Linked DNA regions of Homo sapiens: region 1 is linked to region 2. Evidence: read pairs that join two places in POLR2A ChIA-PET (ENCODE). Cell type or tissue: K562. All regions are shown on one strand. Links, peaks and the distances in the headings refer to the core of each region. The heading gives the core; the rest is flanking DNA.

Region 1 (15,637 bases), core at 5,333-7,832, 88 kb after region 2:
ATACAAATTGGAAAGAATCACAATTACCTAAAAATGGTGGTTCTCTAAATTTTTAACTACCTTAGCCCAGCTGAATATCAAAACACGTCTCTTCAGTGGGGGTGGACACCACATACACCCTAGAGAAAGCATATCAGAATTGAGGAGGGGGCAGGATGGAGTTTATAGGTGCTGGGATCAGAGGGAGAGAATAAATGACCCTGATACTCTTACTTAGGAAGGCATCCTCCCCCCTCCCTCCCCTCCCTCGAGAATCATGGCTTTAAAGACACAGAGATGAGAAAGAGTGGATAGCCAACCTGCCCACTGCTTAGTAGGCAATGAATGAATTTGCAAGTGTTAACTTGGGAGTTCAACTTCACGGTTTGGGCTGCAAAGACTGACCCTTCTTCCAGGAGCATCCTGGACCCAAGGCTCCAAAACCCCAGGCCAAGTTAGCAAGAAATCCAGACTATCCACAGCATCTTTGTGTGCCTACATCCCTGCCAGCACCTCCCCAATCACAGAAGCATTTGCTCAGCACAACCACCACTGGTTACCATGCTGGGAAGAGCCAGTCTACTGGGAAGTGGGCATGCCCAGGTCGCATGGGATTCTTTAAGGGAGGGTATGGCTCAGCCCTCTACCTCCCATCTACACTGCCTCCTTAGGAAGGACTTTCATTTGCTGAGTTGTTTTTCTTTCTTTCACGGTATTATTGTCTCAGATGTTTGGTAATTCTTGATTGGTACTCTTCTGAGTAAGTCTTGGGCTTAGACAGTTTCTTGACAGAGGAGCAGCCTGGCTTATGGTTTCAAGACTGATTTACTTTGGGTTTCCTGTCTGCATCCTTCTCTTAGGAATGCTTTGCTATTTCTGGTCCAGCAAGACAGTTCCCTGTTGTGTTTTCATGTTTGCAATTCATTAATTGATTTACAAAATATATTTGCTATCATTTCTATCAATTTAATGCAGAAGAGAAAAAGGTCATCCTGTTCCCAGTCCTTCATTTTGAAACCAGGCTGAGGCAGAGCATTAAAGGGGAGTAAGGAGGGAACTGGAGGGCCAGAGGGAGGGAGTAATAGAAATGCAATCAAAAGGCCCCCAAAGGGACACGCAGTATATTCCTGGCCAGCTGCACTGTCCCGTCTGCAGCTTGCCTCCACACTCCTGTGCCCCACTCCTGCCACTCTGGACATCTCCTTCTAGTGCCCATCTCTTGAAGGTTTAGAGTTCCATCTTATTCCAAGTACATCTCATTTTCAGTTTTCTAAAAGGTTTTGCTTATGTGGATAAGGGGAAATAGGAAAGAAAAGATGAGTCTATTTTATCTCCCGTCACCACCTCTTTCTCTTTCTTGTAGACTCTATAAGAAAAAACTTAGTGGCCCAGAACTATCAAGGTCCTTAGATTTACTAATGATTAAAAAGACACATCCATGGCCACTACCAGTCCAGCCACTGGAGATTTCACTTAGTGTAAGAGAAGAAGGGATGAAGTCAAGGTGGGGATGGATCCAGGCCCTTTCTGGGAAGGAATCAGCAGTGGGAGAGTGGAGCAAGAAGGTGAGTTCCAAGCAAAGTTGGAGCCACCAGGTATTCTCAGGTCAGCGGTGTAAAGGGAGTCTCATGCAAAGGAACAACATCTTCCTCAAAGTAACCACCTGGAAAAGTGAAAACCATTTTATTTTATTATTTATTATTTTATTATTTATTATATTATTTTATTTTATTAAAAATAAAATATTATTTTATTATTATTTATTTATTTATTATTTTTAAACAGAGTCTTGCTCTGTCACCCAGGCTGGGTGCAGTGGCACAATCTCAGCTCACTGCAATCTCCGCCTCCTGGGCTGAAGCGATTCTCCTGTCTCAGCCTCCCAAGTAGCTGGGATTATAGGCACCCGCCACCACACCTGGCTAATTTTTGTATTTTTAGTAGAGATGGGGTTTTACCATGTTGGCCAGGCTGGTCTTGAACTACTGACCTCAAGCAATCCACCTGCCTTGGCCTCCCAAAGTGCTGGGATTACAGGCGTGAGCCACTGCACCTTGCCAAAATCCTCATTTTAACAAAGGAGACTTTTTTTAATAAAAATTTAGGAAACCCTCTGTTGACTTTAGGACATAGCTTTATTCTCTAGATGTCCTCAAAATGACAAATTATCATTTCAGGACAGATTTGATGATTGAAATAAGTCTAAAGTCATTTGGAGTGAAGCCTAGACAATAAGCTGGTCATTTCCCTTTTAGGTCAAAATCTAGGTGTGCTCCTTTGAGGAGGTGTAGACGAAAAAAAAAAAAATCTAAGTGTGGCCAGTTGAGTGATTGTTTTTCTCCTATGCCTTGTAAGATTGCCCATAAGGGAAGTGGCCAGGCCAGTAAGCATCATGCCCACTGGTCAACAGTCTTGATGGTGTTAGGACGAGTGTAGCAAGTGACATTCCCTACTAGGGTCAGTGCCACTGAAAGAAAAGGTCCTCATCCTTTAAAGACCTTAACTTTTGGCTGGCACAGTGATTCACGCCTGTAATCCCAGCACTTTGGGGAGCTGAGTCAGGAGGATCGCTTGAGTCCAGGAGTACAAGACCAGCCTGGGCAACATAGTGAGACCCTGTCTCTACAAAAAATAATTTTTAAAAAATTAGCCAGGGTTGCAGTGAGCCGAGATCATGCCACTGCACTCCAGCTTGGATGACAGAGTGAGACTCTGTCTCAAAAAAAAAAAAAAAAAAAAAAAAAATTAGCCAAGTGTAGTGGCTCATGCCTGTGGTCCCAGCTACTCAAGAGGCTAAGGTGGGAGGATCACTTGAGCCCAGGAGGTCACGGCTGCGGCCGGCTGAGATCACACCACTACACTCCAGCCTTGGTGACAGAGTGAGACCTTTTCTCCAAAAGATAAAAATAAAGATCTTAATTTTTCTGGGTACGTGGTAGCCTTATGCTTGGGTCCAGAGTCTTCTCCCTAACGAACCTGCCCCTGAGCTCCTCATCAGAGACACTTTGCCTGGTCTATCTCAAACTCTGTGTTCAGGTACAAGTGTGATTCTTCCAGATATCACACTGGGGCTCAGCACCTGCCGCTAAATAATTCCAACAACAGAGAATAGATAAAGCAAAAAGTGAAAGTACCCTTCCCAATCTCACAGGCCTGTGCTACTTCTATTAATGACACAATGTGTATCCTTCCAGATGATCACTCTTTGGGGACTCTTAAGAACATTTTTTACCTAAATCAATGCACATATTCTGAATATTAGACAAAGTCCACAGCAGTGCCCACACTGATGCACCCTCTCCAGAGCCTAAAATAGGGTATGATTACCTCGGAAGGTTTTAGTCTGTTCAGGCTGCTATAACAAAAGACCATACACCAGATGGTTTCTAACCAACAGAAATGTATTTCTCACAGTTCTAGGGGATGGGAAGTTCAAGATCAAGGTGCCAGCAGGTTTAGTATCTAGTGAGGACCCATTTCCTAGTTTGCAGGTAGTGCTTTCTTGCTGTGTCCTCAAGGTGGAAAAGAAAGGGGGGAAGTGTCTCTTATAAGGACACTAATCTCATTCATGAAGACTCTGCTCTTCAGACTTAATTATCTCTCTAAAGCCACACTTCTTAATTCCATCACCTTGGGGGTTAGGATTTCACTAGACGAATCTGAGGAGGATACGAATATTCAGACCATAGCACTGGCCAAAATGGACCAATTCCAGAACCTGGAGATCTTTTGGTGCTATAATCTACACCAATCTTGGGTCCTAACAGAACTTGGCTGGGTCATGGGACAAGCAAGGCTGTGCTGCTGGGCTGGCCCAAGTGTCAGGGTCAGCAGTGCTTCCTGGTTTCAGTAGCCAATGGTCTGGGAACAGGATCTGGTCTGAATTCCTCCTTATCCTGGCTGTGTGACTTGGGCCAAATCCCTCCACTCTGCAACTTCCTCACCTGGTGAAGACAGAGTTGGAATAAAGGGGATTTACCTGAGAAGCTGCCCAGGGTACCAAACTATAATGCAGTGGAATAGAGAAAATTGTATTGACTGGAATTCTGCTGAGGGAGTGTCTGGAATATTGTCTAAAGCAGTATTTTGGTAAGCTGCCAGGTGTTCGGGGCTAGAGGAACATTTCTTCAGTACAAATTCATTGCTTTGGCCTGCCCAGCATCCATTTCTTTGTCTTTTGGCACTAGAAGCCATATTTTCCTTGGTGACCGCCTCTCCTATTCTTAGCTCATTTGGTACGGGAGGTCCAAGTGCGCTGGGCTCTTGGAGCTGGCATGCACCCAGATGTGGCCAATCTGACCAACCACTACTGGTTATAGTGATTGATTTAGAGTTGGGCAAATAACTAAATCAATCCCATGATATTCAACCCTTTGGGGACATTTTTGGGAACTGTCAGATTCTTTTTATTGGGGCTGCTGAGAGGATAGGATACACGCCAAGAACTTCTGATGACTTCTTGCTGCCATCAGTGGGGTGACCCTACTAGAGGACGGATCAAAAGTGATGAGTTTTGGTGACATCATTCAAGCCCCTGGACCCAGTTTATACCTGAAGTGAGGTACATCCCTGGACTTTTCCTTTAAATGAGTCAATACATTTGCTTAAGCCTGTTTTGAGTTGTTTTTAGTCACTTACATTCAAGAAAAAAAGTCCTAATATGATTTCTAAGGGGAATGCTTGAGTAACAAAAGATAATCAATTTATCCACGGTTAGCTGCTGGGCTTTGGTCTTTCTGAGGAAAACATGAAAAATTGGGTGCTGCCTCCACATCTCCCTTTTCTACCCTTCTTTCACAGCTGTTCATCTTCTCATCTCTAAACAGATATTGAGCAAACATTTAAATAATGCCCATTTGAAAGGGCACTAAGGTATGACCTAATAAAGACACTCATATGTCATGGTTCAGAGCTACTGAAACCCAAAGTGTTGTGTTCTTGCTGCAATTTCTCCACTAATTGTGTGATCTTAAGTAAGTTTGATAGTTTCTCTAAGCCTAAACTGAGAAGTATCTGTGAGGATGAAATGGGACAATGTTCATGGAAGTGTTCTGAAATCCATAAGGCAGTGGCAATTGTGAGTCAAGAAAAATAGGAGCTCTTGCCACATTGGAAGTCAGCTGCTTTGTGGAGGAAACATCCTGAGGGAAGGAGGCAGCACTTTATATCAAAGCAGGGAGGCTCAGCTTGGACGTTTTAGTATCAGGAGATCAGTGATGCTAAATGGAAATTCAGCCCTCTGAGTGATGAGCCCTCTTCTCTCTTCTAACCCTACCCTCCAAAGCAGGCAAACAGTCAAGGTTTGTGGCAAGAAGTTCAAACTTTCCAGAACCTTTCAGAATAATTACATAACCAAGATAGGCAACTAACCAGAGATGACTACTGCGGGGCAAGCAATTTTACAATATAACACTTTTCAAGAAAGCACAAGGACCTCTTTTCAGCATCTAAAATTTTCACAGACTTCTTTCTGTATAGAATAGAATAGAATAGAATAGAATAGAATAGAATAGAATAGAATAGAATAGAATAGAATAGAATAGAATAGAAGAGTAGAATAGAACAATAGAATCTGTTGATTGAGAAAATACAGGCCAGGCATGGTAGCTCATTCCTGTAATCCTATCACCTTGGGAAGCAGAAGAGGGAGGACTGCTTGAGGTGAGGCATTCAAGACCAGCCTGGGAAGCATAGCGAGATCCCGTCTCTACAAAAAATTGAAAAATTAGCCAGGTATGGTGGCACATGCCTATAGTCCTAGCTACTCGGGAGGCTGAGGCAGGAGGATCGCCTGAGCCCAGGAATCCAAGTATGCAGTGAGCAGCGATCATGCCACTGCACTCCAGCCTGGGCAGCAGAGTGCAACCCTGTCTCAAACAAACAAAAAGTACACAATGAAATAAGTATGAATTCAATACTGCTTTAAAATGCATTTGTATATTATCCATAATAACAATGGTTCTTAAAATTTGGGAAGATAGTCTCACAAGATGTACAAAGCATATTATGTGCTAAGCATTCAAACAGTCCTCTTGGGGCATGCAGATCCCCGGCAAACAGATCAGACAAGTAGGACAGTCCTCGACGGACTGGAGCAGCTAACCCACTCCTGTTCTCCCTACAGCACCCCTTACTTTGCCAAAGCTGTTTTCTTAGCATTGTTAACAAAGGTACTCAGAGCACACTACTTCCAACTGAGGTTGTTATCCACTTCCTTTCTCACTCTTCTTCTCAGGTGGGTGTCCAGGTGATTCAAGGTCTCTTTCACCTTCTGCACTCCCAAAGACAAAACTCAGGACTACAAATAGAACTCACTCAGATTGTCAAGAGGTGCAAAAGTTTATCCTGGGCACACAGGTTCAACAGATTTTAAAAGCACTGACATTAACTCTACATCTTGAAGAAGACACTCAGAGAGTATAAGCCAAGCTCTTTTCTGGAGAGCCCATTAACAGAGAAGCAGGTCAAGCAGGGGCTTAAGTACAAGAGTATCTTTTCAAAAGCCAACTTAAAAAGCTCAAGCTCTCTCCCCATTCTGAGCAACAAGGTCCATTGCTTCAAGGACCATGTCTTTGCATCTCAGTGATAGCAGGTGGTGTCCTGGCCTGAATCCTCTAAAAATCTAGGTGTTTCAAGGTTCAGGCTTGGCCTTAGAGTAACCATAGGACTTCAAGAAACCTTTCATGTCTCCTTGGTTCCTCCTCCCCAAGGATTTCTCCCTGACCTCTTCCAACTTCTTGCTGAGAACCTAAAGTGAGCTTTCCTGGTATATTGAGCCTCTGAGCTAAGAGGAAAAGAACAACAGTCTGTGTAACTCTCAAGAAAATGAGGACATTGTAATAATCATATAAACACCACAAAATCCAACCCTATCCACATACCTGGCCCCTCTAATTTCTAGAAGCCCAGACAATAAGGGAAGATGGCAGAGAGTCAGTTGGGCTGATGGCCACTGATCCGAAGCTCATGTGCGGGGGTGTTCAATGCTGTAGGGCTGGGGCCAGGGTTAGACATGAGTCTGGATTTTCCACCTAGATTCTTGACAACCACTTGGCTTCTCACAAATACCCCAATCAAGAATGCAAGAGCTGGCTGGGCGCCGTGGCTTACACCTGTAATTTCAGCACTTTGAGAGGCCGAGGCAGGAGGATCACTTGAGCTCAGGCGTTTGAGACCAGCCTGGGCAACAGAGCAAGACCTCATCTCTACAAAAGATTTTTAAAAACTAGCCAGGTGTGGTGGTACACACCTGTGGTCCCAGCTACTACTCAGGAGGCTGAGGTGGGAAGATCTCTTAAGCCTAGGAGAGGTTGACGCTGCAGTGAGCTATGGTCGCGCCGCTGTACCCCAGCCTGACAGAGAAAGACTGTGTCTCAGAAAAAAAAAAAAAAAAAAAGAATGCAAGAGCTTATATTTTCTGTATTCATCAATAAATCCTATCAGACCAGGAACACCCAAAGTGTGATCTGCAGAATAAGAGCACTACATAATGCAAACAATCTCTTTCTCTCTCTCTCTTTTTCCAGGGTAGGGAGAGTTCCATGGTTAGGTGAGTTTGAACAGTGCAGGTAAAACAAAGCTTCACTTGCAAGGCTTCTTGTAGTGTTTGCTCTGTTAATGTACACTGTGATGGAGACTGCTGCATTTTCAAAACCTCTATAAGCCCTTTTCAGGGAAAGCACCCCATGATGCTAGTGTATCATGGAACCTCCTCTGGGAAGCACTACACTGGCCCTAAAGAGACCCTAATTTGGAGGCTGAGCACAGTGCTCTGACTCAGAAGCCTGGAGCCAGCCCTGGAAAATGGGTAATGTGCAAGGGCCTAAGCCACTTGCCCAGCATTGCAGCAGGTCACCTGAGGCATCTTTTGTGGCCTCTTCTGAGGCCTCTGCCACAGGTAAATTGCATATGTAGTTTTTGGTTGTTGTTGATTTTTGAGGGTGCAGAGGAGTGAGACAAAGAGGATTCCTAATCTTTTTTCTTGAGACGGAGTCTCACTGTTGCCTAGGCCGGAGTGCAGTGGCACGATCTCAGCTCACTGTAACCTCTCCACCTCCCAGGTTCAAGTGGCTCTCCTGCTTCAGCCTCCTGAGTACCTGGGATTACAGGCACCCGCCACCACGCCTGGCTGACTTTTGTCTTTTTAGTAGAGACAGGGTTTCACTATATTGGCCAGGCTAGTCTTGAACTCCTGACCTCAAGTGATCCACTTGCCTTGGCCTCCCAAAGTGCTAGGATTACAGGCATGAGCCACCACACCTAGCCAGGATTCCCAATCTTTATTTGCCTTGAGGCTGATGGAAAATTGCTGGAGTTCTACCTGGGATTCTTAATATAAACTAACATATATACATATACAAATATATATGTGTGTACATATAACTGTAAAAAATAGTGCGGGCTGGGCACAGTGGCTCATGCCTGTAATCTCAGCACTTTGGGAGGCAGAGGAGGGTGGATCACAAGATCAGGAGTTCAAGACCAGCCTGGCCTATATGGTGAAACCCCGACTCTACTAAAAATACAAAACATTAGCCAGGTGTGGTGGCGGGCACCTGTAATCCCAGCTACTCAGGAGGCTGAAGCAGAGAATTGCTGGAACCCAGGAGGCAGAGGTTGCAGTAAGCCGAGATCATGCCACTGCACTCCAGCCTGGGTGAGTGAGACTCCATCTCCAAAAAAAAAAAATAGTGCAAATCATTTGAAAATGAGAAGCACCTCTCACACTCCCGCCCACTGGAGGAGTCATAGGTTTGATATGTCTTCATTGCTCTTCCGCCGGCAGCTCTTGACATTGTTGCCATCAATTCATGATCTTGGCAATGGGCAAAAAATCCTGGTCTTCCTCCCCAGCTCCTGAATCTGTTTTCCAGAGGTTAGAAAAAGCAGAACCATGCAGTGGCTCACACCTGTAATACCAGCAATTTGGGAGGCTGAAAGGCAGGCAGATCACCTGAGGTTAGGAGTTCGAGACCAGCCTGGCCAACATGATGGAACCCCATCTCTACTAAAAATACAAAAATTAGCCAGGCGTCATGGTGGGCACCTATAATCCCAGCTACTCGGGAGGCTGAGGCAGGAGAATCACTTGAACCTGGGAGGCAGAGTTTGCACTGAGCCAAGATCATGTCACTGCACTCCAGCCTGGGCAACATGTCTACACAGTGAACTCACTGAGATGCCTGTAGGGCCTCTTTAACTCTTGTATCATATGTCATGGGACAGTTTGACCTCAACCCACCTGCAGGTGCTATAGCTTGTCTCTGGTGAAACTCTGTCTTAGGACAAAAAAAAAAAAAAAAAAAAAGGAAAAAAGAAAAGGCAGGACCATGATAGAGAACAAGAACATCAACTGACATTTTTCTTTACGCTGTGCCCCGGCCCCTCCTCTTGGCCCACAACACCCATGCTGCTCCCACACATGGAATTGGTCATTGCCACTTTTCCTCCCTCTGGGTTACCACCCAGAGTACTGCTCCCCCTTCTAGCCCAAGAATGCCACTGGCTAATATAACAAATCTTTGCCAAGCATCCAAGATAACTTTGGCCTTCTGAGTCCAATGATCTTGCCTTTGTTGGGCATCATTTGTTAAGGTGAATTCATCCTTGTTTACTCGATTCTATACCATAATGCTGGAGGATTCTGGATGGTGAAAGATGGTGGTGGGCAGGCAGTATTGTGGGGCATCTTTCTGAGAATATTCAAGGAATTAGGCAATGTAGTCTACAGTGGACAACTGCTCCTTCTGCCTATCCCGTATCAATTGTCTCTTCTATAAAAGCATTCAGACTTCCCTTTGAGAATCAACTCTTCCTTTCCTCTTAGTCCGTACAATTTAGGTGAGGCTGACATCATTACCACTCCAGGGATGAGAACAGGACCCAGATCTGGTCAATTGGGGTGCTCTGTGTTCAACAGAGGGAGACACAATTCTGATAGCTTTTTTAAAAGTTTTTTTTTTTTTTTTAAGTATTGAATAGAGAGAATCACTCACTACCCAATAAATCCCAGGGTGGGTAAGATATTTCCCATTTTCAGATGAGGGTACTAAGGGTCAGAAGGATGGAGGCCCAGCCCAATGCTACTGACACAGCTAGGATTCAGTATTGGGTAGAGAATCTCTATCCAGTACTTAAGGGTTGTCAAAAAAAACAGCATATGAAAAAGAATGCCTGCTGGAGAAGGAAGACAACACAACAGAAAGCAGAGATGGGAGAGAGTTCAATTCTTGAACTCCTGGCCTGAAGTGATCCTCCCACCTCAGCCTGAGAGTTGAATTCTGATGACATTGTTTGAACCCCTAGATCCAGCTTTACCTGAAGCTAAATGCGCTACTAAACTTCTCAGTTTAAAAAGCCTATAAATCCTGCTGTTTGAGTCAATTTCTTATTTGCAACTATGTTCTATTCAATTCAAAGCCTTAGGGCTCACCCAAGTTAAACTGACTTCTACATTCCTGTTGTATCTCTGGACTCATGAAACCTAATCTTTCGCTCTACCACCAGTCAAGGAGGCAACTCACAGTTTTTTAATGCCTAGTATTGCCAGGGCCTGTACAGTACGCATGCTTAGTCTTCATAGTCTTTTGCAGTAGGTTTTGTTCATATCCTAATGAGGAAACTGAGGTTCAAAGAGCTGAATGATTTGCTCAAAGGTGTGCCTTAGGCAGAAGACCCAAGACCAGAGCCTTAGGCTTGTTTGACTTTTTCTATTACATGATGTTTCATGCAGCCCCAGGCTGGCTACAGGAAACGTAGGCTGACACATAAAATTTCAGAATTGGCAACTAGAGATTATGATTCTTTTCCTTTCTTGGTGGGAGAGGAAAGGATGGAGTTCCTTACGACTCAGTTTGGTTTGGTGTACACAGTGGCTTCAGGACCTGCCAGGTCAGCCAGGCTTTCTCCTCTGTGCCGACTAGATGGATCCTGGCACTCCACGTTGGAACACGGTGAACTCACTGAGATGCCTGTAGGCCCTCTCTTTAACTCTTGTAACATATGTCATGGGACAGTTTGACCTCAACCCACATGTAGGTGCCATAGCTTGTCTCTGGTCTTCTAGCTGAGTACACCCAAGTACTAGATGTTAAAGATAAATGCTGTGACTCATTCTGACATTAACCTGTTATGCAGAAATCTGCTTTGAATCTTTACCAAGGATCAAACAACTAAAAAGAATCCTAAGCACAAACACAAGTTTAATAAATCTTCTCAATCCCAGGGTGGGCACAAGGTAATTCCCATTTTCAGATGAGCAAACTAAGGGTCAGAAGGACAGAGGGCCAGCACAATGCTACTAACACAGCTGGGATTCAAACATAGCTAATTCCTAAGCCTGTGTTATTTCCACAATGCACTACTAAAATTCAAGAAGCCAGCCAGCTTTATTTTACGTATTTCAAAAAGAAAAAAAAAAAACTTCTCTCACAAATAATATAATTGATTTTTAATAGAAACTTAAAAACTTTAAGATCATGGACACACCAGATCTTAAAAGATGGCCCCTACCACCATAGGTGAAGAGAGAGGAAAATTAAGCAACGACAGGGTGCAGTGAGTACTACGATAAGGACGGGGAGAGGCGTCTATGAGAACATGTAGCAGTGGGTGTATTGTGAGGATAGAGGGTTTCCTCACGAGCAGCTGAGGCTTTAAGACTGAGGAGGTGGCTCCATAGGAGGAGGGGCAGGCTTAGATGGTTTTACTTTCTAGGTGTGTTATGAGAGCATTATCGAACCACACATATTAAAATGTAGCTCAGCCGGGTGTGGTAGCTCATGCCAGTAATCCTAACATTTTGGGCAGCTGAGGTGGGCAGATTATTTGAGCCCAGGAATTTGAGAACACAGCAAAACCCTGTCTCTATTTTTTAAAAACTTAAGAAAGGAAAGAAAGAAAGAAAAAATGTAGCCCTATCCAAATCTCTGAAAAGCTATTTATAATTTTACCTTTTAAATGGCTTGGTGATCAGCAACTCAATGTGCTTAGCTATGACTCCTTGGTAATCACTGCATGCACTTAGAAATTCTTGTGACATGCTCACTTTGGCAGAACAGACACTAAAACTATAAATCTTGTGAAAAAAGAAATTCTCACCTATATTATTCTCAATATTTTAACAATTAAGCTGAAAAAAATTAAGCTGTACAGTGTTTTATTTTGTAGATATTTTTCTTGCTCTTTTCTTTGCATGATTTGCAGCCAGGATTATTTTTCCTGGTTTCTTGCAAGCATTTCATAGGTCCTTCAAAGCTTATAGATCTTAGGCACGATGCCTTTCATTGTCTAATGAATGGGTAAAATAGCAGGGTGGTCAAAACAGAGCTTAGGACCAAGAGGGGGGCATGTGGGAGGGTCCAGGAAACAAGTGCTTGCACACAGCACCTAAAACAGCCTGAGGTTGGGTTGCCACAACTGAAGCCAGGTACCATTTCAAACACTAACAGACTTCCTTGAAGATTACAAAGAACTTCAGGATGGTTCACCATCCCAGATGTAGCAGGAAGCAGCAGCCGACCTTACCTTTGGGGCATCATTTTCTCCCAAGACGGAGACCAGTTGCCTAGATGGCCCCCAGGGAGTCCGGCAGCAGCCCAAGTGCTCTATCGCAGCCATAGTAACAGGGTATTCAGGGAACAGACACACGGAGGCACATATCTTTTAGCCAGGCTCGTTCATTATCTTTTGTCTTTAAGTTGGCCTCTGATTTCTATATCAGTTGAAATATGTAATGTCCCAAATTGTGGCAGAAATAAATTAACAAATTAAGCAATCTGAGGATTTTTGGACACAAGGCTCTTCAGAGGGGTGGGAATGAGGAGGAAACAGGAATAAAGAATGTCCCGAGCCCTCAGAGACACTTGAATACCTGAAATATCTAGGATGTTTTAAAACAGGTGCCGATCCCAGGCCCGTGCTCAGGGTACCTGACAGGTACGGGCCAAATGCGACCAGGAAGGAGGGCAGCCCCACACCCGGGCAAACCCTGACAACCGGACAGCTTTCATTTGCTGGAGTAAAGGAGTGACGTGGCTCGGCCTTTGTTAGATGCCAAACACTGATAAAGCGTTCCACTCAAATGGCCTCTTAGATGTGGCCAAGAAAAGTACAAAAAGGCCCAGCTTGCCTGTTGACAATCCCATTAAACTTTCAGTCACTTCTAAAGAACAGGCCAGCACCATCTGAACATGGAAACCCAAGTGCCAACTACTTCTCGTCCACTCTGGAGTAAGGGACAATGGAGATCCTGGGTGGGCACAGGCCCTGCAGTGCTGCATTCCCACTCATCACAGACTAAAATTGCCACCTGTACACCCCAGGTCTGACACTACCAACTGGGAAGGCCAACAGAACCCCACATTCTACTCCAAAGACCCTGGAACGAAGGCACAGTAAATCCACTTATTTAGCTCACTCTGATTCCGCCTCCCCCAGCCGAACTCCACCCTCACCTCAGGCACGGCCAAAACTTTGGAAATTGTTTCACTGATGCTCCAGTGTCCCCAACTACCTTTGATTTCATCAACTGCTTCCAGCCTTCTGTACAACATCCTGCCTACTTCCTTTGCCTCCCTCTAGCACCTTCAACTCTTCTACTCAGGGCCCATAAAACTAAGTGCCAGGATTGGTCTCACCTAGCAGCCTCCCAACACAAAGACCTAACAGGAAATGGCCACCTCATGGTCTTCTGCCGTTTGGTGTGAGGACAGGCACCATGGTACAACTTGAATTTTTGTTTTTATAATTTGGGTCTGTGATTAGCTATCCTTTACCACTTTTTTGGAAATGATTTTTTAAAATAAAGAAAACCCAGAAGGGAAAGCATCAGGATAAATAGCTAATGCACCCTGGGCTTAATACCTAGGTGATGGGTGGATGGGTGCAGGAAACCACCATGGCACATGTTTATCTATGTAACAAACCTGCACGTCCTGCACAGGTATCCCAGAACTTAAAATTAAATTGGAAAAACAAAAACAAAAACACAAAAACTCCAGCCTGGACAACATCTCTAAAAAATTTTTTTTTAATTAGCTGGGTACAGTGGCTCATGCCTATAGTCCCAGCTACTTGGGAAGCTGAGGCAAGAGGATCACTTGAGCACAGGAGTTTGAGGTTACAGTGAGCTAGGACTGCACCACTGCACTCTAGCCTGGGTGAGACCCTGACTCAAAAAAGAATTTAATTTTTTTTTAAAAGAACAAAACCCCTGAGGCTTAGCTGCCCAGTGAGGGCAATGTGTAATTCAGCAGGTCCTCCTGTTGCTCCTTCCCAATCAACATGTCATGTTGCAACACACTGGCTGCCTCCCACCCGTTAGCAACTGTTTTGACCACTATGGTAAAATCATCATGATGGAGGCTGGCTGGAGTCTGCATGGAATGTAGTTAAAGGATGTTGAAAGACAGAAGCAGGGCCTTGTAGATGACAAGAAGGCAAAGAATGATACTGCCATGACCCCCAGCAAGTTCACAGGTTTATCTGCCTAAAAAACTCACACTCCCATTGAACAACTGCTGCCGTTAACTCAGAATGGTCTATCTCTATCAGCAGAAAGGAACAGACAGACCAAGATAGAAAACCAAGCCCCAAAACGCTGGAATCTCTCGCTTCAAGCTACCCCAGCAAGTAAGTGGACCGACCAGGAGCTAAGCTAGAAAAAAGGAAGAGAATGCAGGATTTGAATAGTCTCTAAGATGTCCCAGCAAACAGCAAAGGATGACTTCTTCCCGAAGGAATGGTACATTGCTTCTCTTGGGAATTTGAGAAGGGGCTGGGAGTGAGCTGTTTAAATAAATATTAAATTTGTCCTCTTTTTGGCAATACCATCACCATTCCTGCAAGATGTTCCAACTCCAGAAGCAGCTTTGCCAAATGCAGGGCTGGAACCACACCAGACACTTCCAGGTTTGCAGCAGACAGTAGCACATATCCCCTCTACTGCTTATAGTAATCTGCCTGGCCTCTATGTGCCACCCTACATTGACCAACAGCACCATTTCCAGAGCTTGTACAAGGAACGGCAGGTATGTGATATTCCAAAAGCAATGTGCCCCTTAGTTCTGGATTTGAGCTCTATATGGGCAGATCTGAGTTCGAACGTCAGCGGCACTAGGTAAGACTGCAGTATGTGTGGCAGGCAAAATTCTTAGATGGTAATCCACGATTCCCAGCCCCTGGTTATTTAAACACAAATCTAGTATTGCTGTTGTCAGTTGACCTTAAGATAGGGAGATAATCCAGGTAGGACTATTGTGCTATGAGTCATTTTTAAGCAATGTTTTCTCCAGCTGGTATCAAACGGAAGGTGAATCCAAAGTACCAGGATTCCATGCACCATTGCCAGCTTGAAGGTAGGGGAGACCAAGTGAACAGAAATACGGACAGTGCCTGTCTATATGCTAAGAGTTGTCCACAGCTCACAGCCAGCAAGAAAAATGGGAAGAAAACAGGTGACTTCAGTCCTACAACCCTGAATTCTGTCGACAACCTGAATGAGCTGGAAGCACATTCTTTCCCAGAGCCTTCAGATGAGAGCTGAGCCCAGCCCAGGTGACACACACCCTGATATCAGCCTTATGAGACTCTAAGCAGAGAATCCAACCAAGCCCTGCCTGGATATCTGACCTTCAGAACTGTGAAATGATAAAGAGGT
Region 2 (15,637 bases), core at 4,833-7,332:
CTTGGGAGCTTATTAGCAACATAGTGTTTCAGGCTCTACCCGAGATGCTCTGAATTGGGTTCTACTTTCCAACAAGATCCTGGGATAATTTTTATGCACATGGCAGTTTGAGAAGCGCTTCTTTAAAACATTAAAAGGAAGTTAAAATATGTATCACTTCTCACAGACTTTTGCCAGTGACAAAACTATTTCAGAAAAATTCTAAGTTTAAGATTACTCGTGAGGTTGAAATAAAAATCCGTAAAATCTTTTTGACAATTTGATCATAGTATCAGGAATCTTAAAATGGTCATATTCTCAGACCTAGTAACTATATTTCTGGGAACGCATCCTAAAGAATCTGGGAAATGGTAAAAGCTATATGTAGAAAGATTTTCATTGTAGCCTTATCTAAAAAAGCAAAAAATTATAAACAAACAAAATGTTCAACATTAGAAAAATGATAAATAAATTACAGTACATCTGCTAGTTAGAATGTTATTCAACAACCAAAATTATGTCCACTATAATGCATAACATGGGCTGAAAATGGCAAAGTAGAGAACTCCAGGGTTCTGTCTATCTGCAAAAGCAGCTAATGAACTGGCTAAAACTGTTTTGTCTGACTCACAGTGTTCCCAGGGCTGGAGCAGCTCCCAAGGAGGCTTTTGTTGAAAGCATTTAAAGACACATGTATTGGACACAGCAGCCTGGGACAAGGGACAATACTTTGAACAAGAAATAGACAGAGAAACCTGGAAAGAAAGACATTGGGAAAGAAATATGGGGGAGAATAGAAATTTTAAAATACAGAGAAATCAGAAGGCCATGACCATATCCAGGGCAAGAAATATGCTTTAAGAAGGCCTGGGAAGACCCTAAGCATTTACATGCAATTGGTCTGCAGACTCTGCACAGCAAAAGTGAAGGCTAAGACAGAGATGTCAATGGCCTGACATGGCATTGAAGGAGTACCCAACACAGAACCAATCTACAAAGACTGGTAGAGGATTTTTGCCCTCCTTTTTGACTTTCTTGGCTCCAGGTACTTAAGGCAACTCTGTTAAAACACCACTAACAGACAGCTAACTGAACATAGACTTCAGTGGCCACACATTAAAAAAAAAAATACACACTGTAGAAGAATAGTTTAGAAAAGTCACTAAACAAGCAAACAACAACCTTATAACAAAGAACAACAAACCATAGAGAGGAGGCAGAATCATATTTTCAGAGTTGCTACATTATAATATTTAAATGTCTAACTTACATGAGGCATGCAAGAAACAAATAAGTATGGCCAATTCAAGAAAAAAAAAATTAACAGAAAATGTCCATCAGGAAACTCAGGCATTGGACTTACTAGACAAAGGCTTTAAAATAACAGTCATAACGTGTTCAAACAACTAAAGAAAACCAAAAGAATAATTTCTCACCAGAGACTATCAAGAAAAAAATAGAAACTATAAAAAGGAACTAAATAAAAATAAATATTCTAGAGCTGAAAACTAAAATAACTGAAATAAAAAATTCACGAAGGGGTCCAACAGCATATTTGAGCTGGCAGAAGAATTATTAGTGAATTTAAATATAAATCAATTGAAATTATCCATTCTGAGGAGTAGAAAGTGAAGAGAATGAAGAAAAATGAACAGAGCCTAAGAGACTTCTTGGACATCATCAAGCATACCAGCATACACATAATATGGGTCCCAGAGGGAGAAGAGAAAAGGGGTCAGAAACAATATTTGAAAAAAAATAATGGCCAAAAACGTCCCAAATTGATTAAAGAAATGAATCTATACATCCAAGAAACTCAGTGACTCAAAGAAAGATAAAGTAAAAGACATCCACATGAAGACATATTACAGTCAAATTGTCAAAGGCCAAAAATAGAGAATCTTGAAAGTAGCAAGAAAGAAGCAACTCATCACATACAAGGGATCCAAAATAAGATTATAATCCGACATCCATCCACAAACAATGGAACTATAACATGGTAGGATAACATATGGAAAGTGCTGACAGAAAAACTGTGAACTAAAAATTTGATATCTGGCAAACTCATTCTTCAAAAAAAGGAAGAAAAACTTTCCGTTTCTGGAACATGAAGTTGTCACTTCATCCTAACAATAAGTTAAAAGCTGGGAAAACTGAAAAATTAATAATTCTACTTAGATGTATAAGAGAAGTGAGATTATAAGGCAAACCACTGCCCTAAAAATTAAAGAGAGAGAGAGAAAGAGACAGACAGAGGGAGAGAGAGAGGGAGAGAAAGGCAAATACAGAGAATAATGACTTCCTGGAGTGGAAACCCAAGAGCAGAAACCTCCACCAGAATCAGTGCTAGGGTAGGAAAATCTAAACTGTAACTGACAAATTGCTGGAGGCTCAATGTGAACAAAGCTAAGATATAAAAATGTCAAAGGGACTCAGTCATTATGTTGGGAGAAGTACACTTTTGTGAGTTTTGACTCTAGGAGCTCAACCAGGTTTCATAGTGAAAATTTGTGAGAAATCATTGAATGCTGCTGCCAGAGGAGAGGAAAAGTAATCTTTTTGAAATATGCCAGAACATCCTGTTCTAAACAAGGCCTACCCTTGAGAGAAAATAGTCTACCATAACCTAAAATACTGAGGTTTTATCAGAGTGTAACCCACCTAAGAGAAAGGAAATACCCAACTCAAGCCACCTCTAGCCTTCTATGTAGGAGAAAAAAAATACCAGACTCCAGATACCTCTAGCCATTCTGTGTGACCTAAGAAAGGAGATGGGAGGAAAATTGAAAAATGTTTATGAAGTTCATAGTCCAGAGAAAAAAACTCACTAAAAGATTGAGAACTAATTATAGGACTATAGAATGCTTCCCCTGCCCCAACACCTTACCACCTCAAAAACAGAGGTCTATTTTTGGAGGTTCTTTTACTCAGTATATCATATCTGGCTTTTAATTAAAAATCACAAGACATATTAAAAAGCAAAAAAAAAAAAAAACCCAAACAAACAAACAAAAAATATAATTTGAAGAGACAGAGCAAGCATCAAAACCGAACTCAGATATGACAGGAATGTTGAAATTATCAGACCAGGAATGCAAAACAAGTATGATTAATACGCCAAGGGCTCTAATGGATAAAGTACACAATATGCCAGAACAAGTGGGCAATGTAAACAGAGAGATGGAAATTCTAAGAAATAATAAAAAATAAATGCTAGAGATCAAAAATTCTGTAACAGAAATGAAGAATGCTCATTACTAGACTGGACATGGCTGAAAAAAAGGCTTGCCTGAGGATATGCCGATAGAAATTTTCAAAATGGAAAAAGCAAAGAGAAAAAAGACTGAAAAAAACAGAACAGAATATCTATGACCTCTGGAACAACTACAAAAAGTAAAATATATATATAATGAAAATATTAAATAAAGAGAGAAATGAACAGAAGAAATATTTGAAGCAATAATGACTGATAATTTCCCCAAGTTAATGTCTAATATTAAACTACAGATCCAAAAAACTCAGAGACACCAAGCAAAATGAACTTTAAAAAAAGTATACCTAGACATATCATATTCAAACTGCAGAAAATAAAGGATAAAGAAAAAAAAAACTTTAAAGAAAAAAAAAACCTTCCAAGATGCCAGAGGAAAAAATATCTTACTTATACAGGAAGAAAAATGAGAATTGCATCTGACTTCTTGTCAGAAACCAAGCAAGCTAGAAAAGAAAAAAGTAAAATCTACGGTGTTTGGAGAAAAAAAAACCCCACAAACTTAGAATTCTGTACCTTACAAAATTATCCTTCAAAAGTGAAGGAGAAATAAAGACTTTCTCAGACAAACAAAAACTAAGGGGACTTGTTGCCAGTAGACCTGCCTTGAAGAAATTTTAAAAGTTCTTCAAAATAAAGGAAAATTATATAGGTCAGAAATTCAGATCTACATAAAGAAAGGAAGAGCATCAGAAAAGGAATAAGTCAAGGTAAAATTTAAAAATTTATTTTTCAGGCTGGGTGTGGTGGCTCAGTCCTATAATCCCAGCTTGACCTTTAGGAGGTCAAAATAGCAACGAAGTATTTAATTATGTATGTTTATATACATATAGATATATTCTATGTATACTTATGTAAAAGTGAAATGAATGACCATAATAACACAAGGTATTGGAGGGAGAAGTTAGAATTATTCTGTTGTTAAACAGTACTGGTACTATCCATAAAGCAGTATAGCATTATTTGAGACTTGGATTAGCTATAAATGTATATTGCAAATGCTAGGGGAACTACCAAAAAAAAGCCTTTAAAAAAGTAGAATGGTATGCTAAGAAAGGAGAGAAAATGGAATCATATAAAATGTTCAATTAACACCACAAAAGGTAGAGAAAGAATGGCAGACAAAAATAGGAAAAAAACAAATGGAAAAATGGATAACAGTAACAAATATGGTAGAAATTGATCCAACTATATTAATAATCACTAATCAATGGTCTAAATACACCAACTAAAAGGATTACCAGAGTGAATTAAAAGATCCTAGGCTGTGCACAGTGGCTCATGCCTGTAATCCTAGTGTTTAGGAAGGCCAGGATGGGAGGATTGCTTTAGACCAGAAGTTCAAGACCAGCCTAGGTAACATAGTGAGACCCCGTCTCTACACAAAATTTAAAAATTAGCTGTGTGTGGTGGCACTTGCCTGTAGTCCTAGCTACTGGGGAAACTGAAGCAGGAGGGTTGCTTGAGCCCAGGAGTTGGAGGCTGCAGTGAGCTACGATCATGCCCCTACACTACAGTCTAGGCAACAGAGTGAGACCTTGTCCCCCACCAAAAAAGAAACAAAGAAAGAAAGAAAGAAAATAAGACCCAAATATATGTTGTCTACAAAATAAAAAAAGCACTTTAAATACAAAGACACATATAGATTCACTAGGAATTGCAAATTAAAACAATAAGATACTACTACCTACCTATAAGAATGACCAAACTCCAAAACACTCACTGCACCAAATGCTGGCAAGGATGTAGAGTAACAGGAACTCATTGATTGCTGGTAGGAATGCAAAATGCTCACTACTACTATTAAAAACAAAGCCTTTTTTTTGCCAGGGGTGGGGGTGGAGGATGGAGTCTCTCGTTCTCACCCTGTTGCCCAGGCTGGAGTGCAGTGGCAGAATCTTGGCTCACTGCAACCTGTGCCTCCCAGGTTCAAGGGATTCTTGTGCCTCAGCCACCAGAGTAGAAAACAAAGCCTATTTTTAATGGAGAAATAAAACATATTCATAATATAAAATAAAAATTGAGAGAGTTTGTCAGTAGTAGACCTGCCCTACAATAAATGTTAAAGGGACTCCTCCAGGGTGAAAGGGACGGACACTAAGAACAAGGGTAAAGGTAGCTACATAAGTAAATATAAAGGACAATAGTATTGCATATATGGTTTATAACTCTTTTCTATATGATTTAAATGACAAATGAATAAAACAATTATTAAAATGCTATGTTAATGTGCATTCAATGTATAAAGATATAATTGTGACAATAACAACAGAAAGGGGAAAGGGATGGGGCTGGAAAGGAGTACAGTATTTACCTACTATTGAAAATAAGGTATTGGTATTAATTTAAACTTTACTGATGTAAAGTTAAGATATTAATTGTAATCTCCAGATAACCACTAAGGAAAAAACTTTAAAATATACAGAAAAAGAAATGAGAAGGAAATCAAAACAAGAAAGCTTGATCTAAGAGCAAGTTGTCAGAATAGTTCTTTGGCTCCAGTCTCCCTCACAGAAATCCAACTAGCAACTATCCATGGACAAGAATTCCTTTGTGAATACCTCAGAACTTGAAAGTAAGGCTGAGACATCCTCTGGGACAGGAGAATGGAGACAAGTTGCATTCAAAGGGTAAAAGGAATAGCTTCAATTTGACTGAAAAGTATACTTCCCCCAAGCCTGCACAGCACCACACAGAGAGAACTCCCCTAGGTCCAGTTTCCACTGTGGGAAAAGAGAGTTGGAGGCAAACATTCAGCTTCCTCGCCAGTCTGGAGCCCTTTGAAGACAGATCACTCCTGTCTTGCCCCATGGGGAACATAGGGCAGGCAGAGGTGGTGGTGGTGGTATTATCAACAGGGATAGGCCATCTGGGGCGGGGCTCATAGTGGCTAACATGCAAATTTTGGTGGTGGCTCTGCATTCTGGCCAGCAGAAGCACTTCACCAGAGAAACTGGCCAACAGAATTGCTCCTAACACAAAGAAATAATAAATGCTTGAGGTGATGGATACCCCAATTACCCTGATCAAAACATTGTATGCCTATATAAAAAATCACACGTACCCTGTAAATATGTACAGCTGTTATATTTTCACTATTTTTGTGAAGAATGTCACTGGTATTTTGATAGGGATTGCATTGAATCTGTGGATCATTTTTGACAGTATGATTATTTTCACAATATTAATTCTTCCAATCCATGAACATGGCATGTCTTTTCATTTATTTATGTTTTCTTCAATTTTTTCATCAGTGTTTTATAGTTTTCCTTTTAGAGATCTTTCACCTCTTAGTTAAACTGATTCCTAGGGGTGTTTTTGTACCTAGTATAACTGCGATTGCATTCTTGATTTCTTTTTCCATTAGTACATTGTTGGTGTCTAGAAATGCTACTGATTTTTGCATGTTGGTTTTGTATCCTGAAACTTTGCTGAATTAATTCATTAACACTAACCTAGGCTGAAGAAGTTTGGGGCAGTGACAGCAGCAGTGAAAGCTGTTGATATCTTTAGTGGCAAGAGTTTTTAGGGTCTTCCTATTTTGGGATTCCCCACAACATGGAGACTTAGCCAAAGGGATCCCTCTTAGTGTCAGGTCTGACATGGCCTATAAGCAGTTGTAGAGGCTCTGAGTTCCAGGTGCAGGTGCTCAGGGTGGCTGAGGGGCCACACAGACCTAAGCTTAGGGTCTTGTGACCCCACTGTGGCACCTGGGTCTTAGGGTTCAGGTTTGTTCTCTGTGGCCAGGTTGGATGTATCATGCCCACAGACTCAGGTTCTGTGACTCTCAGGCATCTTCTGGCAGCTCAGGCCCATGGAGCGTGTGATTCTACCCCTGGAGGGCAGGGCAAAGCACTGGCCTGGCTCAGGGGAAGAAGGGGTACTCTGGAGGCTTGGGCCTACAGAGCAGGGTATGGCTGCAATTTGGGAATATGAGTCATAAGGCTCAGTAGCAAATCATATCCCAAAGGATGAAGCATCATACAGTGGTGACTCTAGACCCTGGGATAGTGGGACTCAGCAGTATCCTAGACTCTGTGAAACCAGGATCAATGGCAACAAGTACCCCAAAATGGCAGAGCACAGCTGTCCTTTGAGCCCTGTGGGGCATGGAACAATGACTCTACTTCTTGGATAGAGGGGCAGGGCTCTCCCCAGGGAGCAGAGTCTCTGTAGCTCAGACTCTAGAGCTAGTCCAGCTCCAGGAAAGCAGGGCAGTAGAGTTATTTGGCCTATAAGTGTTGTGTCTCAGCTCAGTCACTGCCCTACTTCCCTGGGACGCATGGTACTACATCATCTCATCTCTGGGATGCACAGTTGCTCAGATTGGCCAGGGCACCAATTCCCCAGAGGATGATGTGCCACTTCAGCTCAGGCCTTGGGGGGTGTGACTGTCCAGGATAAATTCATAATTACTAGTCCCACAAAGATATAATACAAAGAAAAAATCAATGGAGCCTGACCCCAAAATGATCTAGCTGTAAGAATAAAGACTAGAATTTTAAAGCAGCCATTATATTATGCTCAAAAATGTGAGGGAAAAATACGCTTTTAATGAATGGATAGATAGGATACTCATTAAATAAATAAAAACTATAAACAGGAACAAAACACTTTTTCTAGAAGTAAAAATATACTATGTGAAAAAATTATATTGTATATTTGAATATATATTTGAAAACTGCTAAGAATGTAGATTTTAAATTATCTCACAACAAAAAAAATATATGAGGTTATGGATATGTCAATCAGCTTGATTTAATCATTCTACAATGTATACATACATCAAAACATCACACTATACATTATAAATATACACGATTATTTATTAATATAAAATTTCTAAATTATATATATAATTTCTAAAAAGACATAACCTAATTTATTCAAAGAGTAATAGAAAACTGAAAGTGTATGCATGCAATAAGTATGGCATTGTTAAATTCATTAAAGGACTGCATACAAAAAAATGGGATTATGCAAATTCTCTTTTTTTTTTTTTTTTTTTTTTTGAGACGGAGTCTCGCTCTGTCGCCCAGGCCGGACTGCGGACTGCAGTGGCGCAATCTCGGCTCACTGCAAGCTCCGCTTCCCGGGTTCACGCCATTCTCCTGCCTCAGCCTCCCGAGTAGCTGGGACTACAGGCGCCCGCCACCGCGCCCGGCTAATTTTTTGTATTTTTAGTAGAGACGGGGTTTCACCTTGTTAGCCAGGATGGTCTCGATCTCCTGACCTCATGATCCACCCGCCTCGGCCTCCCAAAGTGCTGGGATTACAGGCGTGAGCCACCGCGCCCGGCCGCAAATTCTCTTTAAAAATTTTTTTTTATTTTTTTGAGACAGAGTCTTGCTCTGTCACCATGGCTGGAGTGCAGTGGCATGATCTCGGCTCACTGTAACTTCCGCCTCCTGGGTTCAAGGGATTCTCCTGCATCAGCCTCCCGAGTAGCTGGGATTACAGGTGCGTACCACGCCCAGCTAATTTTTGTATTGTTAGTAGAGACAGGGTTTCGCCATGTTGGCCAGGCTGGTCTTGAACTCCTGACCTCAAGTGATCCACCTGCCTTGGCCTCCCAAAGTGCTGGGATTACAGGTGTGAGCCACCGCACCTGGCCTAAATTCTCTTTTTTAAAAAATTAAAATTCTCTGGGTGAACTTAAAAGCATAAGATGAAAGATAAGTTGCTGAACTTAAAGATAGGTGGGTAGAAATTATCCAAGCTGAAGAAGAGAGAAAAACATTGGTGAAAAAAGAGAACAAAGCCTCAAGGATTAGAGTACAGTATCAAATATTCTAACATTTATCTAATGAAGTCCCACAAGAAAAAAGGAGAGAATAGAAAAAATATATGTATTTGATAAAATAATCACTGAAAATTTCCCACACTTAGTGAAAGCATAAATTTATAGATTCGAGAATATGAAAAACTTCCAAAGATGATAAATATGAAGAAAATTGCATGTAAGAACATGAAAGTCCCATAGTTCTTAAAACATGAGTCACGGACCCCTAGGGATCAAAATAATATGAAGATAATATTTGCCTTTTTTTTTTTTTTTTTACTGTGTTGACATTTACACCAATGGGGCAAAAACAATAGTGGACCAAACTGCTGGGGCCTTAGCATGAGTCAAGGCAGTGTCACCAAACTACACTTAACAATTACTGTCTTTTATACCATTAGAAACTCAGTTTAAAAAAAAAAAAAGAAGAAACCAGTTTTACTTAAGAATATTCTTGATGAATCAATAAAAATTATTAATTTAATTAACTCTTAGCCCCTGAATGTACACCTTTTTTTCATTAACAGACTTAATTTATTAGAGCAATTTTAGGTTTTTCCAAAAATTTTGAAGATCTTACAGAGAGTTCCACATACCCTCTTTATCGCCCACTGACAGTTGCCCCTATTATTAGTATCTTACATTCATGTGGTATATTTGTTACAATCATGAGACAATATTGATACATTAAAATTAACTGAAGTCTATAGTTGACATTAGGGTTCACTCTTGGTGTTGTACAGTTCCATGAGTTTTTTATACTGTTATGTTTCCACCATTACAGGATCATACAGAATAGTTTCATTGCCTAAAAATCCCATGCTTCAGCCGGGTGCAGTGGCTCATGCCTGTAATCCCAGCACTTTGGGAGGCCAAGGCGGGCGGATCACAGGGTCAGGAGATCAAGACCATCCTGGCTAACACGGTGAAACCCTGTCTCTACTAAAAAAATACAAAAAAATTAGCTGGGCGCGGTGGCGGGCGCCTGTAGTCCCAGTTACTCAGGAGGCTGAGGCAGGAGAATGGCAGGAACCCCGGAGGCGGAGCTTCCAGTGAGCCGAGATCACACCACTGCACTCTAGCCTGGGTGACAGAGCGAGACTCCATCTCAAAAAACAAACAAACAAAAAAATTCCATGCTACTCCTATTCATCCCTTCCCTTCTCCCACCAAGCCCCTGGCAGCCGTTGATCTTTTTACTAAATCCATAGTTTTGCTTTTTCCAGAGCATCATATGTTGGAATCATATATTACATAGCCATTTCAGATTGGGTTCTTTCACTCAGTAATATGCACTTACGTTTCCTCCATGTTTCTTCATGGTTTGATAGCTCATTTGTTTTTTTATCTCTGAATGATACTCCATTGTCTGGATGTGTCACAGTTTATTTATCTGTTCTCCTACTGAAAGACTTCTTTACAGCTTCTAAGTTTTAGCAAATATGAATAAAGCTGCTATAAACATTCATGTGCAGGTTTTTGTGTGGATATGTTTTCAATCCATTTGAGTAAATACCAAGAAGCTGAATAATTAGATCATATGGTAAGAGTATGTTTAGTTTTACTAAAACTACTCTGTTTAATAGTTCAGTAAGAAATTGCCCAACTGTCTTTCAAAGTCATTGTACCATTTTGCATTTCCACCAGCAACAAATGAGAGTTCCTGTTTCTCCAAATTCTTGGCAGCATTTTGTGTTGTCAGTGTTTTGGATTTTGGCCATTCTAATAGATACGTAGTGATATCACATTGTTTCAAATTGCAATTCTCTAATGACATGATGTTGAGCATTTTTCATATGTTTATTTGCCACTTGTATATCTTCTTAGGTGAGGTGTCTGTTAAGGAATTTTACCCGCTTTTTAATTGAGTTATTAACTATACATATTTTTAATATTCTATATGATGAAATCAGAAGTACACATAAAGCACTTCTACTGTATACAGACATATGACGGTTTTCTTGAGGAAGAGCACTTGTGTGATTGTTTGAGTTGTGAGGTGAATTAGCCGAGTTTTTCACAGAGCACCATTTTTTACTTGAAAGAGTGACTGTTAAACTATGGCTATTCAGAATAGGATATTGACAAACATTTTATTTAAAAGGAAAAAACTAGCTTATTTCAACAGGAAAAACTTAAGTGATAAATATAAAATTCAGGCTTTCAAGCGAAAATTAGAATTTTTGTTTTATGCAAGCACAAGTTTTTCATGTATTTATTTATTTAAAGACAGGGTCTCACTGTGTCACCTAGGCTAGAGTACAGTGATGTGATCATGGCTCACTGCAGCCCGACCTCTCTGGCTCAAGCAACCCCTCTGCCTTGGCCTCCTAAAGTGATGGGATTACAGGCATAAGCCATAGAACCTGACCAGAATTTTGGAACACATATCTGCCAGCACAAGCTTGACGGCCTTTCAATACATAAAAACTTTTCTGATGTGATTGGTGCACTATTAACGAATGTTATTATAGTCTGAGCCATGATGGCCAAATAGGAACAGCTCCAGTCTACAGCTCCCAGTGTGAGCGATGCAGAAGATGGGTGATTTCTGCATTTCCAACTGAGGTACCAGGTTCATCTCACTGGGGAGTGCCGGACAGTGGGTGCAGGACAGTGGGTGCAGCACACCGTGCATAAGCCAAAGCAGGGAGAGGCATCACTTCACCCAGGAAGCACAAGGGGTCAGGTAATTCCCTTTCCCAGTCAAAGAAAGGGGTGACAGACGGCACCTGGAAAATCGGGTCACTTCCACCCTAATACTGCATTTTTCCAACGGGCTTAACAAACAGCACACCAGGAGATTATATCCCGCACGTGGCTCGGAGGGTCCTACACCCATGGAGCCTCGCTCAATGCTAGCACAGCAGTCTGAGATCAAACTGCAAGGCCGCAGTGAGGCTGGGGGAGGGGCGCCCACCATGGCCGAGTCTTCAGTAGGTAAACAAAGCAGCCCGGAAGCTCGAACTGGGTGGAGCCCACCACAGCTCAAGAAGGCCTGCCTGCCTCTGTAGGCTCCACCTCTGGGGGTAGGGCACAGACAAACAAAAGGCAGCAGTAACCTCTGCAGACTTAAATGTCCCTGTCTGACAGCTTTGAAGAGAGTAGTGGTTCTTCCAGCACGCAGCTTGAGATCTGAGAATGGGAAGACTGCTTCCTCAAGTGGGTCCCTGACCCCGGAGTACCCTAACTGGGAGGCACCCCCCAGTAGGGGCGGACTGACACCTCACATGGCCGGGTACTCCTCTGAGACAAAACTTCCAGAGGAATGATCAGGCAGTAGCATTTGCGGTTCACCAATATCCGCTGTTCTGCAGCCACCGCTGCTGATACCCAGGCAAACAGGGTCTGGAGTGGACCTCCAGCAAACTCCAACAGACCTGCAGCTGAGGGTCCTGACTGTTAGAGGGAAAACTAACAAACAGAAAGGACATCCACACCAAAAACCCATCTGTACGTCACCATTATCAAAGACCAAAGGTAGATAAAACCACAAAGATGGGGAAAAAACAAAGCAGAAAAACGGGAAACTCTAAAAATCAGAGCACCTCTCCTCCTCCAAAGCAATGCAGCTCCTCACCAGCAACGGAACAAAGCTGGACAGAGAATGACTTTGATGAGTTGAGAGAAGGCTTAAGAAGATCAAACTACTCCGAGCTAAAGGAGGAAGTTCGAACCCATGGCAAAGAAGTTAAGAACCTTGAAAAAAAATTAGATGAACGGCTAACTAGAATAACCAATGCAGAGAAGTCCTTAAAGGACCTGATGGAGCTGAAAACCATGGCATTAGAACTACGTGACGAATGCACAAGCCTCAGTAGCTGATGCGATCAACTGGAAGAAAGGGAATCAGCGATGGAAGACGAAATGAATGAAATGAAGCAAGAAGAGAAGTTTTGAAAAAAAGAATAAAAAGAAACGAACAAAGCCTCCAAGAAATATGGGACCATGTGAAAAGACCAAATCAACGTCTCATTGGTGTACCTGAAAGTGACAGGGAGAATGGAACCAAGCTGGAAAACACTCTGCAGAATATTATCCAGGAGAACTTCCCCACTCCAGCAAGGCAGGCCAACATTCAAATTCAGGAAATACACAGAATGCCACAAAGATAGTCCTTGAGAAGAGCAACTCCAAGACACATAATTGTCAGATTCACCAAAGTTGAAATAAAGGAAAAAAATGTTAAGGGCAGCCAGAGAGAAAGGTCGGGTACCCACAAAGGGAAGCCCATCAGACTAATAGCTGATCTCTCGGCAGAAACTCTACAAGCCAGAAGAGAGTGGGGGCCAATATTCAACATTCTTAAAGGAAAGAATTTTCAACCCAGAATTTAATATCCAGCCAAACTAAGCTTCATAAGTGAAGGAGAAATAAAATCCTTTACAGACAAGCAAATGCTGAGAGATTTTGTCACCACCAGGCCTGCCCTAAAAGAGCTCCTGAAGGAAGCACTAAACATGGAAAGGAACAACTGGTACCAGCCACTGCAAAAACATGCCAAATTGTAAAGACCATCGAGGCTAGGAAGAAACTGCCTCAACTAATCAGCAAAATAACCAGCTAACATCATAATGACAGGATCAAATTCACACATAATAATATTAACCTTAAATGTAAATGGGCTAAACGCTCCAATTAAAAGACACAGAATGGTAAATTGGATAAAGAGTCAAGACACATCAGTGTGCTGAATTCAGCAAACCCATCTCACGTGCAGAGACACATATAGGCTCAAAATAAAAGGATGGAGGAAGATCTACCAAGCAAATGGAAAACAAAAAAAGGCAGGGGTTGCAATCCTAGTCTCTGATAAAACAGACTTTAAACCAACAAAGATCAAAAGAAACAAAGAAGGCCATTACATAATGGTAAAGGGATCAATTCCACAAGAAGAGCTAACTGTCCTAAATATAAATGCACCCAATACAGGAGCACCCAGATTCATAAAGCAAGTCCTGAGTGACCTTCAAAGAGACTTAGACTCCCACACAATAATAATGGGAGACTTTAACACCCCACCATCAACATTAGACAGATCAACGAGACAGAAAGTTAACAAGGATATCCAGGAATTGAACTCAGCTCTGCACCACGCGGACCTAATAGACATCTACAGAACTCTCCACCCCAAATCAACAGAATATACATTCTTTTCAGCACCACACCACACCTATTCCAAAATTGACCACATAGTTGCAAGGAAAGCACTCCTCAGCAAATGTAAAAGAACAGAAATTATAACAAACTGTCTCTCAGACCACAGTGCAATCAAACTAGAGCTCAGGATTAAGAAACTCACTCAAAACCGCACAACTACATGGAAACTGAACAACCTGCTCCTGAATGACTACTGGGTACATAACGAAATGAAGGCAGAAATAAAGATGTTCTTTGAAACCAACAAGAACAAAGACACAACATACCAGAATCTCTGGGACACATTCAAAGCAGAGTGTAGAGGGAAATTTATAGCACTAAATGCCCAGAAGAGAAAGCAGGAAAGATCTAAAACTGACACCCTAACATCACAATTAAAAGAACTAGAGAAGCAAGAGCAAACACATTCAAAAGCTAGCAGAAGGCAAGAAATAACTAAGATCAGAGCAGAACTGAAGGAAATAGAGACACAAAAAACCCTTCAAAAAATCAATGAATCCAGGAGCTGGTTTTTTGAAAAGATCAACAAAATTGATAGACCTCTAGCAAGACTAATAAAGAAGAAAAGAGAGAAGAATCAAACAGATGCAATAAAAAATGACAAAGGGGATATCACCACCGATTCCACAGAAATACAAACTACCATCAGAGAATACTATAAACACCTCTACACAAATAAACTAGAAAATCTAGAAGAAATGGATAAATTCCTCGACACATACACCCACCCAAGACTAAACCAGGAAGAAGTTGAATCTCTGAATAGACCAATAACAGGCTCTGAAATTGAGGCAATAATTAATAGCCTACCAACCAAAAAAAGTCCAGGACCAGATGGATTCACACCTGAATTCTACCAGAAGTACAAGGAGGAGCTGGTACCATTCCTTCTGAAACTATTCCAATCAATAGAAAAAGAGGGAATCCTCCCTAACTCATTTTATGAGGCCAGCATCATCCTGATACCAAAGCCTGGCAGAGACACAACAAAAAAAGAGAATTTTAGACCAATATCCTTGATGAACATTGATGCAAAAATCCTCAATAAAATACTGGCAAACCAAATCCAGCAGCACCTCAAAAAGCTTATCCACCATGATCAAGTGGACTTCATGCCTGGGATGCAAGGCTGGTTCAACACACGAAAATCAGTAAACATAAACCAGCATGTAAACAGAACCAAAGACAAAAACCACATGATTATCTCAATAGAGGCAGAAAAGGCCTTTGACAAAATTCAACAGCCCTTCATGCTAAAAACTCTCAATAAATTAGGTATTGATAGGACGTATCTTAAAATAGTAAGAGCTATCTATGACAAACCCACAGCCAATATCATACTGAATGGACAAAAACTGGAAGCATTCCCTTTGAAAACTGGCACAAGACAGGGATGCCCTCTCTCACCACTCCTATTCAACATAGTGTTGGAAGTTCTGGCCAGG

What was found. ChIA-PET counts read pairs that join two places held together with the same protein. Peaks named below come from ENCODE experiments on the same cell type or tissue, not always from the same donor. Only the 100,000 strongest peaks of a DNase experiment are listed, where the experiment ranks them.
Region 1: POLR2A ChIA-PET joins it to region 2 with 5 read pairs; 2 of 35 experiments call an interaction of 5 or more read pairs at or near these places.

What each region holds. Positions count from the first base shown.
Region 1 is chr9:4,861,835-4,877,471 of GRCh38, reverse strand. No RefSeq gene overlaps it. Among named protein-coding and RNA genes, the nearest start is that of MIR101-2, 19 kb to the right of the region's middle. In K562, for the core only: no CTCF peak of the experiment used is centred there; no DNase peak of the experiment used is centred there.
Region 2 is chr9:4,949,721-4,965,357 of GRCh38, reverse strand. No RefSeq gene overlaps it. Among named protein-coding and RNA genes, the nearest start is that of JAK2, 28 kb to the left of the region's middle. In K562, for the core only: no CTCF peak of the experiment used is centred there; a DNase peak (open chromatin) is centred at 6,117.